Regions from separate parts of the Homo sapiens genome. Here region 2 is linked to region 1. Evidence: chromatin loops called from intact Hi-C (ENCODE). Cell type or tissue: CD14-positive monocyte. All regions are shown on one strand.

Region 1 (8,000 bases):
CTTACATGCTCCAGGCTGTAAGAGGGAACCAGGATAGATGTCAGACAGTATGGAGCAATGGGGATTTTGGGGAACTGGAGAGCTCATGGGCCAGGAAACAACATTCCTCAGTTTTAGCTAATTGTTGCCATGTGGGTTAGTATCTTCAGATATTTCAAGTGATACTGGAAATCCAGATTTTTATGTATCATCTCTCCATTTTTAAGAGTTTGCAACTAATTAAACACCAATTTTGTGCAGGCCAAACAAAACAACCACAACTGTAGGCTGGATATGGCCTCTGAGCAGCTAATTTGTGATCTCTCATACAGAAAATAGAAAGTAAACATGTAATTTAAAGCTATATTCTTATTTGTTACTACCTTGTGAAATATTGATTTACTTTCTCATGCAAAGTACTTGTATACATGTCTTGATAGGTGAAAAGCCATTTCAGTTATACTTTATTTTAAGAGATAATGGATCTTGTTTGTGTGGTCCCTGTAATTGCCATTTGTCCTGGTTTGATTAAACATTTTAAAATTCGTGTTATGGAACCACATTGAAAATGTAAGTATTTGCCCTTTGGTGCAATAGTTACTAGAACTCCTATAATCCAAAGAGCCTTTGAATTAAGTGCTTCTTTCATAAGTATGGGATTTGTAACTAGAGGGGTCTTTAGAAATAATTTAATCCAACCCGCTCATTTTTTAAATAAGGGAAAGGATGTCCAAAGAATTTAAGTGACTTGCCCAAGGTCTCATACACAGTCAGTAGCAAGAAATCAGGGTAGAAGCACAAATTATAACATAAATTGTATGTCATTGTGATAAATGCAGTTGAAGTAGAGAATCAGTTCAACTTTTTTATAGGGCTGGATGCATTGACAATAGGCTTGGGATATTGTGAATCACTTGAGCTTGTTCCCATCCCTGTATCTTTCCCCCAACCCCCCAAGACATTGCATTTGTCAAGACGTAGATCGTTGGACTCTGAGTGCTAGAATATATTTTAATGTGATAATGTGTGATTTAATGCACTCTTCTCTCTTGGGAGAGTCCTCTTGAGACTATTAGGCGGACTTTTCTTAGCAGGATGCAAAATGCCAGTGAAGTTAATTAAAAATAATCTAAAATAGAAGCTGGGGAGAAAATCAAGTTGAAATTACATAAGAAGAGCTTTGATTTAGAAGCTTAGCTGAGTTGTCAGTAGTTTATAGAGGCTAATCAGATTTTCTTTTTGGGAAGCCAGTTTATTTCAATGTATATAATGTATACTTGTACATATCTGTATTCTTCTATTTTTATCATATTATTTTATCCTTTTGATTAAGGATGGCATTTCACAAAATGTGTCATCTTTGAACAGCTTCTAATCCTGGTTCTCTACTGGGGACAATTTTGCTCTTCAGGACACATTTGGCAATATCTACAGGCATGTTTGGTGGTCGTAATGGGGGTGCTACTAGCATCTAGTGAGTGGAGATCAGGGACACTCCTGAACATTTTGTAATGCATAGGATAGGACAACCTTTACAAGAAAGAATCACCAGTAATGTTGAGATTGAGAAACTGCTATCCTTGAGGCAACTGACGTTTTTGGTTTCATCCCAGACTTATAGAATTAGGATCTCTGGATGTAAGAGCCAAGAATCTGCATTTTAATCAAGCTCCAGGTGCTCCTTAACTCTAGTTGAGAATCATTGTTTTATGGGCTTTAATCTCTAAAAGGATATGTTATAGTGATAGACTTTTAAAAACAGTCCTTTTTTTTTTTTTTGGAGGGAAAGACTTCAGAAAGCTTTTTAAAAGTTCACCTTTTCAAGTTCCAAAATTTAAATTGTTATCACTCCATGTAAACTCTCTAATAATCCTCTCTAAGATTTTTTGTCATACGCTTCAATTCATCCTCAAAATACTGCTGCATAGTCATCCTCAAAAAAGCTTATTTATTTTCATAATTATATGCACTATAATACAAATATATTTTTAACAATATAAAAGAAATGCAAAAGTAAAAATTAATAAGGATGAGAGACTAAATAAATAGAATTTTAATACTTTATTTCACTATTTCAGTAGATATTCTTGCTACCCTACACTTTGGAGACTCCAACATATGGCAAAACAAGGAAAGAAATCTCCAGTTTTCACATGAGTTGTGTTCCATTGTAAATTGGACTTTTAGAGCCTGGATTCTACTTTCTCATAGAAACAGAGGGATAAATTATATTTAGTTCCCTAATAAAAGTCAAAAGATTGTTAGAATTAAGTTTTATTAAATTTTGTGTGCTTTTAATGGTAACTCACAGAAAACATACTATTATAAAACTGGCAGCAAATACAAATAACCAAGAATAAAATTAAACTGAATAGAAATTGGTTTAAAACACTTTTTGAATACAGATGCTTGAGGAAGGACAAGCTTAATTAGAAAAATATAGAAGGGCATGTAGATTTGAAAGAGGATTTGGGAACATTTTGAATTTAGAAAATGAATCTTAGAACTTATACTTCTAACTTTTTATGCCTAAAGGAACTAATGTACATTTTATGATTTTAGTTATACAAGTGGAGGGCTTATCAGCTGGGCATATTCATTTTCCCTTTGTTAAGAAAAAGAACCAAATGAGTAAGAGAAGAATGTAACTGGGAAAAAACTAAAAACAGAGGAAGGAAGTGGTTAAAGAAGATATATCTGTAAATTTAAGAAAGCATTTGGAGAGGTTGAACTGTTTAAGAACTGTGAAAAAAAAAAGGTCTACGGAATAGCATGGTACATGCTGAGCCTGTGGCTGGCATGTTAAGGAAATCAGTGCCATAGTAGAGGCACAAAGAAAGTGTGATGGCAGAACATGGGCGAGAGAAAATATCTCTAGTAGGGGATTTGGAAAAGCCTCAAGAAAAGTTTTGATTTGAGTTGGACCAGGAAGCATAGCATGGTTGTAGGACTCAGTTCTGTGGAGATAAGTGGTAGAAAACAAGGCTTGGGGGAGATGATTACAGAATATTGGGTACTTCACCAAGACCATTGTTGGGGCTGTATGAAGGGTCGGAGAACAAGATAGCCTAAAGTCAGTTTCAGGAGGGCCCTGATTCTCTTGCTGAGGAGCTTGCATATCTCTTCTGTAGGAGTTGGTGACCACTGAAGTCTCTTAAGAAGAAAAGGACAGGAACCACTTGTGTTTTTAGGAAAACTGTTCTGGTGACAGTTCATAGAATGGTTTTGGAGGAAGAAGCAAGAGTGGAGGCAGTGATTATAATAGGCTGACAAAAGATTAGAGGACTTAGGGCAGCACCAGTAGGAGTAAAATTGAGGAAATTGATTTAAAAACAATAGCAAAAATAGGATAGAGCTTTACTCAGCTGTGAGAACCCCTGAGGGAATAGATTTTTACTTATTCATCTTTGAAACTCCTGAGACCAAGCACAGTGTCCACATTTTGATGAAATGATATGGTTGGGTAAAAAATATAGATATAGATCTATAGATAAATATAGATATAGATCTATAGATAAATATAGATCTATCTATCTATCTATCATCTATCTATCTATATATTTTGAGATGGATTCTTACCCTGTTGCCCAGGCTGGAGTGTAGTGGCATGATCTCGGCTCACTGCAACTTCCACCTCCCGGGTTCAAGCGATTCTTCTGCCTCAGCCTCCTGGGTAGCTGGGACTACAGGCGTGTGCCACCAAACCTGGCTAATTTTTTGTATTTTTTAGTAGAGACGGGTTTCACCATATTGGCCAGGTTGGTCTCGAACTCTTGACCTTGTGATCCCCTGCCTTAGCCTCCCAAAGTTCTGGGATTACAGGCTTGAGCCACTGTGCCCAGCTTCCATTCCTTTTTATAATGGAGTTAATAGACTGCCAGTTAAGGGACCTGCTATAGATATGGTGTCTCTGGATTTTGGCAATCAGACAACATCTTTAATGATAGTTTTCTCGCCTAGCCGGTGGTTGGGTAAAATATTTTATAAGGGAGATGGTGGAAAAGTAGAAATTTAAGGTAATCCATAAGTTTGCTTTGTAGCCTGAGTGGCAACCTAGGAGGAGCTGTTGAGTCTTCTTAGTCACAGGAGCATTGGATATTTGGTGGATACAAAAGATGAAAAGAGTTTTGGTTTGTTTAAGAGAAACAGGGTGCATGGAAGACTTCTCTTGCTTGGATGGGTGGATTGAATACACTCACTGTGCACTAATGAGAAGAAAGCCGGAAGTTAGAGAGAAAATGAAGATGAAAGGAGATGGAGGAGGGAGGAAGTGGTGCAGTAGGTGTTTGTAAGGGAAAGATAAAAATTCTGGGATGGAATGGGATGAAGGGACCAGTCTTTGGAAAGTTGGGAATATTCCTCTTTGAGATGGAGGTGGGAGAAAAGGATAGGTGATAATCTAGAGAACATTTGATGTGAAAATGAATATTGAGGGCCTAGATCTCAGCAAAGTAAATGGTAACATTTTCTGAGAGCAAAGGAGGTTAGGATGAATCAAGAAGTTTGAGATGTCTGGAAAAGATTTGGAAGAGGGAAGAATTAAAGGGATAGTCAATCTGGGGCAAATAAAATGCCTGCTGGGTAACACAAAGAAATTAACTAGGACTGAATGGCATGAATTCTTAGTGGAAGTGATCAGCATGGTTGATTGTCTTTCTCAGCCAGGGAGCATGCAGGAGCTTGGGAAGGGAAGCAGACAGAATGGATTTTGCAATTAGCATAGGGTTGGAGGTTGGCAGGGTGGAAGTGATGAGAGGATGACAAGTGACAAGGGATGCATATCACGCATGTGTGGGAAGTGTTTATGTTAACCGGTCTTGTATTCCAGGCTGGGAAGAGAATCCAGAGACCAGAAATGCAATTGACAGGCTAAGACCTCTGGCGAGAAAAAAAATTGTGGCTGTTGCTTTGTTTGGTCAGTTCACATATGAGGATTTAATATATATGATTGAGTGACCTTTACATGGCTATGAGGGAAGCTGTGGAATTTTTGGGTGTGTAAAGGCTTTTCCTGTTTCTTTGAACCTCGTTTCCTGGATCTTGTTGAGATGATTTCATGGAAAGAAGGCCTAATAACAGTGTGCAATTATTTTATTGGATTATGTTTCTATAATAATAAAAGGTTTGGGAGTAATGAGGAAACATCAATTGACACCATCTAAAGTTAGGCCATATGCAAATACAAAGTTATTTAGAACAACAACACATGGAACAGATAAAAAAAAATTCAACCAGATTATCTTTCTGAGACAATGTAAATATTTTTCTGTACAAAGGCAGAGGATAAATCGTGATTTCTATGTTTCTACTTCTAAAAGCATTCAGTTTTTATTAAGAGAATACATTCTGTACTGACTAGATTCTAGATTTTGGACAATTTAACTTCAGTGATTCATTGGAGTAGATCAAAGAAAGTTGCTGCAGCCCTTCTGTCTTAATCAGTGCTATGTATATGCACCAGTATTTTGGATACTTGATCTCTCTCTCTCCCTCCGTCCCCTTTTCCTCCTCCCTCTCTCTCTCTCTTTGTCTTTCCAGTAACACTTTATTGAAGTTACTTAAACTTTTAATATCTACTTTTTACATTAGCCTACATGTCCTGAAGGAGGAAAGCTTTTTAACCTTAAGTTTTTGAAGTCTAGTTATATTTTATAGATTCTTCTTCTAATCACTTAGGGTTTGCTAAGTAGAAACTATGAGAAGAGTTATTTTAACATGAATTTAATTTCGTTTGTGGTTTTTACTTACAGTCTACTTCTGTTTTCAGATTCACGCCCACATGATCTCAAGTGAGATGATTCATATACATGTGCTTTTATGCCCAATTTTTGGTAGTTTCAGGAATAAAGTCTGAAATTAATTTTTATGCTAGCACATATATTTTACTATGGAGAGATTTGAAGGGGAAAACCCTGCCCACAAATATTTTTCGGTGTGCCTACAAGGTCCTGCGAAAATTAAGAATGTATAGTTTTGCCCACAATGAATTTCTCAACAGGATGAGAAAGGATAAGACACAAATGTTTACCAAATTAAATTTCAGTCTCTTACTGAAATATCAATTCAAGATTAAAATAATAGCCATGTGACAGATTAATTTATGGCCAGATGCCAACTAACTGGTATCATCCTGGAGCAGGAAAATTTAGAGGTTGAGAGAGGATTTCAGGATGGCGAGAAGGAATCAGTTTTGTCTAAGTTGGACTGCTAGTGTCCATAGTTGAAGAATATACCGTTTGTAGGGTTTTTTGGTGAGAATTATGCCGTGTTGAGCCTTGAAACTAAGGTATCTTGTGGTCGAGCAGGTGACAGGCTCTCTGAAACTAGGTGGCAGAGTATGAAGGAACCAGCTTCCTCTCTTTACTTTTGCCACTCCGAGGCATAGTCCTCCTACTCTTTTTCAAGGTGAATCCGCCCTGATCTTTCGGGTGTTTGTAAACGCAGACGCTGCTTTTGGGTTTCTATAAACATAGTTCTTATTTCTTTCATTACTCAGGCAATACATAAGATCTGAGGGGTTGTACTATTTATTTCTCATGGGGATACAAGATAAAATTATTAAGCGTGGGAAAGTATAGGAGTTTACAATATAAAATATTCTAAAATATCTATGTTCAAATAACTCTATCAGTTTTTCACCAATATGCAAAATGGATATAATTCATACTTCAGCTAAGGAGTAACATATTTGATCTTGGTGTTAGGAAAGTATTTTTGATTGGAGGGTAAAGAGACTGAGGCACTGGTAGTGGGTGTGGAAAAGAAACTATAGATTTGCGAGAAATTGGGGAGTTGTTACTAGCAGGATCTGGTAATTGATTATTTTGGAATAGGCGACATAAAAAGAAAATAAAGAGTTGAAGGTGATTCTGTAACTACTATTAGCTAAGACACAGACAACAGTTATAGAAACAGACAGGAAGAGAAGAAAAGTGGTGATGAATTTTGGGAAATGTTGAGTCTGAGTTGCTAAAGATATATTTATGTAGAGTTAAAACTTCAAATCTGTAGCTCAAGATAGGTGTCAGGGCTAGTAAAATGGATCTACAAGTTATCTCCCTGCAATTTACTGAAACTGTGGAAGTTGATGAGACTGCAAAGATGGTAGAGCCAAAAGAATATAGGTTGTGGTCTTAGAGGAGAATCCGAAGAACTCATTGCTCTACAGCAAGGGTGGGGAGGACCCAGAAATTGAGAGGCTGAGTTAGTGAAGTTTATAAGTTCCTGATTTGGGCCTTTACAAAAATTGACAGATGACACACCTTCTGATTTCAATTTCATATCTACCATTCTGAAGTCCCAGAATTCAATTTCAGTATACTTCAAATTCACTTACAATTATCTTATTTGTGCCTTTGCCACTATTTGGAAAGCTCTTCTCTGTCCTCTATTTATTTAATTCAATATCAGACTCAAAGCATAACTCTGAAATGCTCTTACAGATTAAACAACCCCCTTTGATTCAATTTTGATTTCCACTAGCCTTCATTCTTGTAATAGTGCCAAGTAAGGGTTCTTTGCTTAACTAGAGAGCTTGAGACTAAAAATGTTCTTCATAAAATAACTCTGTATAACTGAGAGGTAACAAAAAGGTTTTTAAAACTGTGGTGCATATGCAAGTTATCATGCTGAAAGACTAAAGATGGGTGTGAATCATCATTTAAAAAGGGGAAGATGATAGAGTGTTCCATTCTTTTTTTTTTTTTTTTTCCTTTTGAGACGGAGTCTCACTCTGTCATGCAGGCTGGAGTGCAATGGCGTGATCTCGGCTCACTGCAGCCTCCGCCTCCCAGGTTCAAGCGATTCTCCTGCTTCAGCCTCCTGAGTAGCTGGGATTACAGGCATGGGCCACCATGCCCAGCTAATTTTTGTATTTTTAGTAGAGAAGGGATTTCACCATGTTGGTCAGGCTGGTCTTGAATTCTGAACCTTGTGATCCACCTGCCTCGGCCTCTCAAAGTGCTGGGATTACAGGTGTGAGCCACTGTGCCCAGCCTCCATTCCTTTTTATAATGGAGTTA
Region 2 (8,000 bases), 91 kb after region 1:
CAAGGCATACTGAAGTGAGGATTATAAGAGAAATAAACTCAAAATGCTGTTGGAATATGCAGAGAATTGCTACCAGAATATTCAGTAAGGTTTCAGGGAGAATGTGGCATTTGAGGACTCTCTTAGAATGAGTGATTCACCTGCTATTTAAATGAATTATTTAGATTTTTGACAAAGATTTAGGTGGACACCCTAAACTGTGTGTGCCTTTAACCAGTTAAAAGAACAGTGCCTTCAGCATACTTTTTTATTAGTTGTAGGAATACAGCTTTTTGAAAAAGCTATAAAGTTTAAATTAACTAAAAATATGCATTTTCTTACACATAATTTAAATGTTATCATACTTTTTTGATGAAAACATAATGCCTTAGTAAAATAGCTCTATTTAATAAAGAAGATTGAGTACTCTGACACATTTCATTTAAATTAGGAAATTTTTAATATTAAAATCCCAGTGTTCTGAGTTATTGAAAGGCTTTCTTTTATTTTGAGAGCTTTAGGTCTTTTTGGGATGAGAACATTTTAGTTGTTTAGTTTGTTTCTTAAGCAGTGCTATTTTTTGTAAACACAGATAAATGGAAACCATTCTTTTCAATGCAGAAGAAATCTAGATATCCCCTACTGTGACCAAATTTCTGTATTACGATTTTATGTTAAATTAAACTAATATGGCAGGTTATAATGATCCTTAAGTGTAAAGAAATCAGTCAATTACAAGAGTAATTGTATAGTTATTGAGACCTATAGTGTGTGGCTTAGATGAAAGGGAGAGTAAATTTTCATACCATGCTCTCTCCTACTCAGTTTGATCTCTCTAAAATTGTAGTTTGGTTTGATTTAATATAATTCTTAGTAGAAATTTTGAAAGTATGCTTTGGGATTAATAATTATTTTTAATTTTTCTGGCTGAATATCAAATTGATAGTAACAACAGAAGCATAATTTTAGGAAGGCTTTCGCAAACCTAGCCTTTTAAGAGAGGTTTTTAACCTGAAGCATGAGAATATATCACCTGTGGTTTTTCCTTTGAGATGAAACGTAGTTTCTAGTTATATCATTACTTAAAGGGCTTAAAAAGAAAAAACTTAGCAAACTTTTGAATCTTTCTTTTATTGCTATTTACACATACATACACACATACAAAACCTTTAAATTTTGGGATCTGAATATAATTCTGGTAAACAGCTGTCTTCATTTTTCTCCTCTAAAGAACTTAATTCATTTGTTACATAAAATATAAGGAAATCTTTATACTATTTTACAGTAACCACAATCTAAATATTTACATATACCCAAAATTAACTTATGCTCATATATTAGGATGTGAGAATATCATCTGTTTATGGACACATGAAACCTCCTAATGACCTGGAATTGTTAGAATATTTGACTTTTTATATGCAAAGTTTTTCAACCAAGTGGTTTGTCTAATATTTAAACATGTACTGGCACAATTTGTGATGAAAATATTAGCACATTTGCAATAATGTTTCTCCATAACAGAGAATGTTAATGGATACCAGAATTTTATTTTTGTATTTATGTTCATAGTACTTTTCCTCTTGTCTACTCCAGACAGTTATTCCATAAAGCATTTGTATAATTAAAAGGAAAACAGAAAAAGGAAAAGTAGGCAAATGTGAAAATAGTTTCAATATATCTTATGATTTCTTAATGTAAAATGTTTTGTTGAAGTATATGGCTATCATGACTAAGTGCTAGAATTTATAGTTACAGGCGGTGTCCTTTTAAATGTGGAAAGGCTTTTAAAATATTTTAAAACTGGACCTGTATTATCCTGAATACACTATTTTGAAAATTTTTAAAAATGACTTCTTTATTTTGCTTTACCGTATGTTTATATCTAATTGACATATTGACTAATGTTTGAAAGAATTCAACCATAAGTTAAAATCTGAAGGTTATCTTTATCATGTTTCATCCCTGTCTGAAGATTTCCTAGTCTTCTTATGTAAATCACATGACTCATGTCCGTAAATGAACTATGAAAGATATCGATCAGTTTATGATCATTGACATGTGATTTCAAAACACAGTGTTCTTTTAAAAATCTATAATATGTCAAAATACAAGTTTTTTTTTTTTACATCGTTTTAGTAAGTTAATTTCATTTATTTACTTTGGAGCTATATTTCCACTTAGAAAAACTAAGGTAATTTTACAATATATGCTGAGATTAAAAACCAAGGTAAAAATGATCAAACATATATGAAATTGAGTCTTAGATTTAATGAATTTCACTCGAAAATAAATGATCAGAAGAATTTTCATCTAAGGCATAGAGTGGCGAAATTTTTGTAAATGCTCGCAGTTAGCATCTAACTAAAACAATACAGTATGACTTTATTTAGGAGAAGGCTTTTTATTTAGAAAATTATTTTTTCATTTTTACAGTGTATCAACTGTATCCATTTTCCTCACCTGGATAGTCAATGTTATCTGAGCAGTTCAAGGAGTAACCAAGGCAACCTTATGTAATAACTTTCCATTCTTTATCCATACAAACTCTTTCAGTGCCCTAGATTCTAATGTTATAAACGTCAAACATCACTGCCCAACATAAATAAGACTCGAGACTTATTAACATAAATAAGTATCTTGCCTTCTTGAATGCTAGTTAAATGCTTAGATTTACCTAACTGCCTAATGAATCAGGTTATTTGTTAATAAGATTATTTTTCAAATTATTTAAGACCTTTATGCCCCTTCCAATTACTTGTGATTTGTAGGCCTGTAGGATTGTTGCATCTAATCTGACTGGCAACAGAAAATGTCATCAAATACTATAATATCCATTTTGTTTTCTTTTGCACTAATACAACAGAACATATCATTTTTGTTTTAAACAATGGTTAATATATTAATAGGGTTTGTTCCACACTTACTATTTATAGTTTTTATAATCAAGCATTGGGTATTAAAAGAGAATCCTTTCAACCCTTCATCTTCGTATGCTTATACAATAAATTGCAGTGAGTGTTTTCTTTGTGCTTGGATTGATACTAGACACCTCAAGAAAGTCACATAACCCTCAAGAAGTTTCAACCCAGGGAATAAGTTTGGCACCTCCCATGAGAAAACAGTTTCAACGGTGAACCTGCCAGTATTTACTTCCTTATTTAAGATTGCTTTTAGAGTTTGTTTAAAATAGAAGAAGTTGTGGAGAGGGGATACTATTGTAATGCAGCCCTAACATGGAGGGTGGGTGTTGCAAAAACTGTCATTGGTGACTAAATCTTCTACATACATTGCAAAATTCTCAGTGGACAATGACTGCCCCTTTTAAAACACTGTAACTCAAAATATCATATTTATGACCAAATTTTTATGAAGACAATAGACAATCTGGAAATGAAATAAAGCCGCAGCGGAGCCCCACCTGGAAAGCAATGTCTCTATGCAAACAGAATCTGCACCACCTATTCTTCACCAAGCTGTCATAATAGCATGACACTTTCCACTAGAGCCTCAGCTATAACACTTAAGCAGCTAGATGTCAAGTTAAGTAGCTTCCTGCCTTCTGACTGAACTGTGGCTAGTAGTTCTGCTTCCATTGTTTGTTTGTTTGTCTGCTTATGCCCTCAATTCCTTACCACATTCCATTTAGTGCTCACTGAAAAGGAAGCATTAATTTAGTTGTGAGGTGACCATGAAGAAATCATTTCAGATAACCATCCTTTGACACATTACCAACATGGGGTATAGATATATGTGTTAAAGACAAAGTATAGCTCTGCAATTAGGTGTTCACTTCCAGGCAGGTCTTTGTGTGAGGTTTAGTTGAGAATGTAATTATTAGGAAAATGGTGAAAAGCAAATTCAAACAAATTCTAAGTTTAGCTTGAAAAATGGAAAAGGTTCTTAAGTTCTGTCTGATGCATAAAGGGGTAGAAGCAAAGGAATTATGCTCCAAAGCCAAGAAAGAGGGTGTACAAAAGCAGCTGATCCACTTGACATAGTTCATAGCCTTTTGCAAAGGAATAAAAGCCTGTTGAGCAGGGAACCAAAAGATCTCATTATAGGATGAAGCCAAGCCATATTAAAGCTTGTGCACTAGTAACTATGTCTAAAAACAGCCTGCTGTTTTATATTGAACCAATACATTTCTTAACTTGGTAGGTTGCAGTGTAAAGATGTACAGAGCCTGTCTGCTGGATGCTATGCCAATTACAGATGTGGCAGAGTGGTGTCAAACACCTACAAACAGTTAGATCGCAAGCAATCTTAGAGTGAAACAAAAGAAGTTTTAAAATGTCACCTCAAAACCTAGTTAATCGTGTGTGTTTGACTTTTAGAGTCTTGAAATCACCTTTATTATATAATTTCATGTGGACGTCATATGCTCCCTCAATCAGAATGCACAATTCTTTCAAGGACATGAATAGTGCCTGAGAGATAAGGAGAATATCTTTTAAAAGTAACATCTTTAGATGACAAGGTGTCTCTGATCAGCTCTGCAGAAACTGTGTTTTATTGGTGCTGAGGTGAAGGAGGAGTAAAATACTCATGAATACATATTATATTAGATTTTGTTAGATCATCAAAAAGAATAATTGGGCATATTTACACAATTACATTTTAGTAAACTGTTATGCCAGCCTAACTATAATACATATTCTGGTAAAAGTACATTAAATCGCAATCCAAAAGCAATTTAGCAGCTGAGGACATTATTTTTTATCTAATTATTCACAAATTAATGAATAAAATTAAATTCCAATCACTGAAGAAAATGAAGCAATGGTGAGAATCAGAAGTACAGATTAGTTAAAGCAAAGATATGCAATGCATAACAGAATTAAAGCATTTCTTTTATTCAAACTCAGTGCTTAAAAAAGAACAAATCCATCATCTTGAAATTTGACTTGTAGCTTGACATTAAAAATAATATGAGTAGAATTTTCAGTGGGGTAAGCACAAAACTAGTTCAAGTTGTGTCACTCTCAATTACTGTACTCAGGTGGTGTACCCATTAAAATTCCCACTTGTGGGTTCCGCTCGCTATGCAAATGGGGTCATTACCCGGAGAATTTAATTGGTTATGACACTGGGAGTAGGACTTTTCCTTTCAAAATAAACCTACTTACACACATTTTTGCTAGAAATTTGATTGTTATATGTAGTTTGCATTGTTTTGCTCTATAAATATTTACAACAATTAGACTGCCCTTACTTATTTTTTACAAATAATTAAAAATGGGTCCAAATTAATCTGATATGGTTTATTTGTCTGTAAGACTAGTTAAAATGAATCTTTTGTAAGTCATATTGCTTATCAAAACATTATTTTAAAAAGCCTTTGTATCTTCCCAACCATACATCAGATGTGGGTACATTTCCAGCAATGTTTTTCATCATTTAATAGTAACATTTTCTCTTTTATAATAGTTCTAAATATTTAATTTGAAAGGTTTCTTCTATTTTTCTCCTTTTTTGTCACTTTAAAAAATACGCAGCTAAAGAGTTAACCTACCCTTAGATTATATATAAAACATATAATATGTAATATTGCTGAGGAGCCATGTCTATAACATTTCCAAGGTCTTTATATTCACTGATAGCACTGGATGGGGTCGTTATGTTGTCAGAGTCAGTCCTAGAGATGCTTCCACTGTTAGCCATGAGACTACTAAATTTAAAGCAAAAAAACACCAAATTGGTGTGAAAAGCACAGGGCTCCATACAATTTTAATTTATTGTGGCGACTTCAACTAGAGAACGCTGTTTATTAGCCACCTATCAAAAATCTTGATAATGGCCTGAATTGACAAGGAACACTGAAATTACAGTGTGGTTTAATGGATATGATATTAAAATGAACATCCAAGAATTGAGTTCCTGGACACTGACTCTAAGAGCAGTTCCCAGAGTGAACATAAAGTAGGAACAGAGTTGCTGTAAGTATTAATGGGATAATCTCAGGGAAGCACTAACAGTTTCTTGAAAGAGACGGGTTACACAGTCTAAATTTTTATTACTACATCAAGCTGTACAACAAGCCAAGGTTTTATCACTAGTTTATCTGGACCTGAAGGGAATATGTTTCCTTTAATGTAAAAAGGAAATCAGAGAGAAATAATTCCAAGGATATAGAAAAGGAAATACTATAAATTTATAACTGGACCATTGGGCAGGATTTTTAACATCTGTAACTGTGGGGAATTTCCCATAGAATATCAAATATGGATCCAAGTCTCTGACATTCATTTTTCTATGATATTTCTAATTGTGCCCAGAGGATAAGAAAGAGTTGGCGCATCCAATAAATATAATCATTTACATGCACGGAGCTCCCTTTGAAGTTAATAGGACCTATGGAAAGGGGAGTTATGCACCACAAAAACGAAGTTCAACGTGAATCTAGTTCTTTTTTTTAACATGCAGTGGTATTGCCAATGCATTTGGATTTTCTTGCTGCTTATCTTTCCTTTGTGTGTGATGTTTAAGTTGGAGTTGAGGGAAGTGCTCCATGTGTAGAGGAAAGATAGCCCAAAAAAGAGGATGTGGTGATTGGCAGCTTACACTCAGGGACAGCTTTAGGAGATAGCAAAAGTGATAGGGCTGACATTTGTAGAGCTTGTTTAACTTTTCAGAAGAAAACCGTATCCGTTTTCTCATTTGATCTTCACAAAACTGTGATTCTTCTAGGATAGACGTTTTAACTTCCATTTTACAGAGGAAAAAACTGGGACAGATTGCTTAAGTTTACTTTTTAAAGTAACATTGTTAGTTACCAATAGACCTAGGAAACCTAATTTCTATTTCTGGATCTTTCCATTAGACGGGTATATTTCTTATGTAATTTTACATATTACCAAATATAATAAATAGATTCAATCAAAACAGCTTGGCTTGAAGCTGGGATGGAAACACGCGGATCTGAAGTCTTGCCTGTCTTGTTTCTTGTCTCCCATCTTTCCTACCTTGAGTGGGTATCATGACTTGGGCTCTAAGGGCGAATAAAATTCATAGCTACTGTACTACTTATCTTTCATGGCATGCATTGACCCAAAAGTCAATGAACTCACAATGTGTTACTGTTCTGTGCCTACTTATCAATGATGTCCATTGTTTTTGGGTGGATGAAGAATCAAGAGTTAGATGTTCTTCATAAGATTAGGTGTCATTCATTTTCCATTTACCACCCTCAGATCAGTTTTCTCTTTCTGCCTGATTTTGTGCCAGGGTGTCTTGCTTTCTGATTTCCAGTTGGCTTTGGCTGATGGTAGGCACTGGTGGGAAATCAAAAGATGGGAGAGAAGTCAAGGTATTAATTCCCACCCCACCCTTGCCCCTGTTCCTTCCAGACAGTGTTTGATAGTAGCTCTGTTCCTCCACATTAGGGTTTCCTGTGCAACGGCCCCTCTCCCACAGCTACAGCTCTCTCCTGGTACCTCTTCAGGCTTGGAGAAGCAGAGGTTTTCCAATGTTGTTAGTTCCTGGAACTTTAAACTCCTTTGCTGGTCTTCTTACAACTGATTGTTTCTCTGCTAACAGTCCCTTTTATTAATCTCCCTTCAATTAAACCCTATGAGGGAGCCATCTGTTTCCTGTCAGTACTTTGAATAATGAGGTAGTGAGAAAAAGCGATCTTGTTTGTGTGCAGACGCACATGTCTGAGTTCAATCTTGTTATCATGTATTTCTAAGATTTATGAAAATATAAATCCTGGGGTATCTTGTATATTTGTGTCTGTTTAACATTGACAGTTACTCAAATATAATAATACAATAATACAAGAACTACACTAGACACTCCAGAAACTTAATAGTTTTAGTTCAATGCCTACATATCCTCCTTGTTAACATTTGACAATGTAACAATCTGGGGGTAGGGGACAGGGAAAGAAAGAGGGTATCATTACCATGGGTGATACAAAGCTTATGGTCGAGTTACAAGGCTTTAGGATCCCCAAAGGTGATGACATTTTCCTTTATTTCCCACAACCTAAAATGACTCAGTATCACTATCAACATAAA

The links. A loop is a pair of places that touch in the nucleus more often than their neighbours do. Peaks named below come from ENCODE experiments on the same cell type or tissue, not always from the same donor. Only the 100,000 strongest peaks of a DNase experiment are listed, where the experiment ranks them.
Region 2: it touches region 1 in a loop (3-fold over the local background); 5 of 110 quality-filtered maps call a loop at or near these places.

What each region holds. Positions count from the first base shown.
Region 1 is chr7:114,925,582-114,933,581 of GRCh38, forward strand. All of the region lies in intron 2 of MDFIC (MyoD family inhibitor domain containing), which reads left to right. Among named protein-coding and RNA genes, the nearest start is that of MDFIC, 7.5 kb to the left of the region's middle. RefSeq lists enhancers at 4,481-5,030, 6,423-6,502 and a silencer at 6,283-6,342. In CD14-positive monocyte, no CTCF peak of the experiment used is centred here; DNase peaks (open chromatin) are centred at 4,720, 5,760 and 7,630; H3K4me3 peaks cover 3,708 bases; H3K27ac peaks cover 6,197 bases.
Region 2 is chr7:115,016,916-115,024,915 of GRCh38, forward strand. MDFIC (MyoD family inhibitor domain containing) reads left to right here. Exons shown (of 5, transcript NM_001166345.3): 5 at 1-3,002. Among named protein-coding and RNA genes, the nearest start is that of LINC01393, 58 kb to the right of the region's middle. In CD14-positive monocyte, no CTCF peak of the experiment used is centred here; DNase peaks (open chromatin) are centred at 3,216 and 6,526; H3K4me3 peaks cover 2,533 bases; H3K27ac peaks cover 2,526 bases.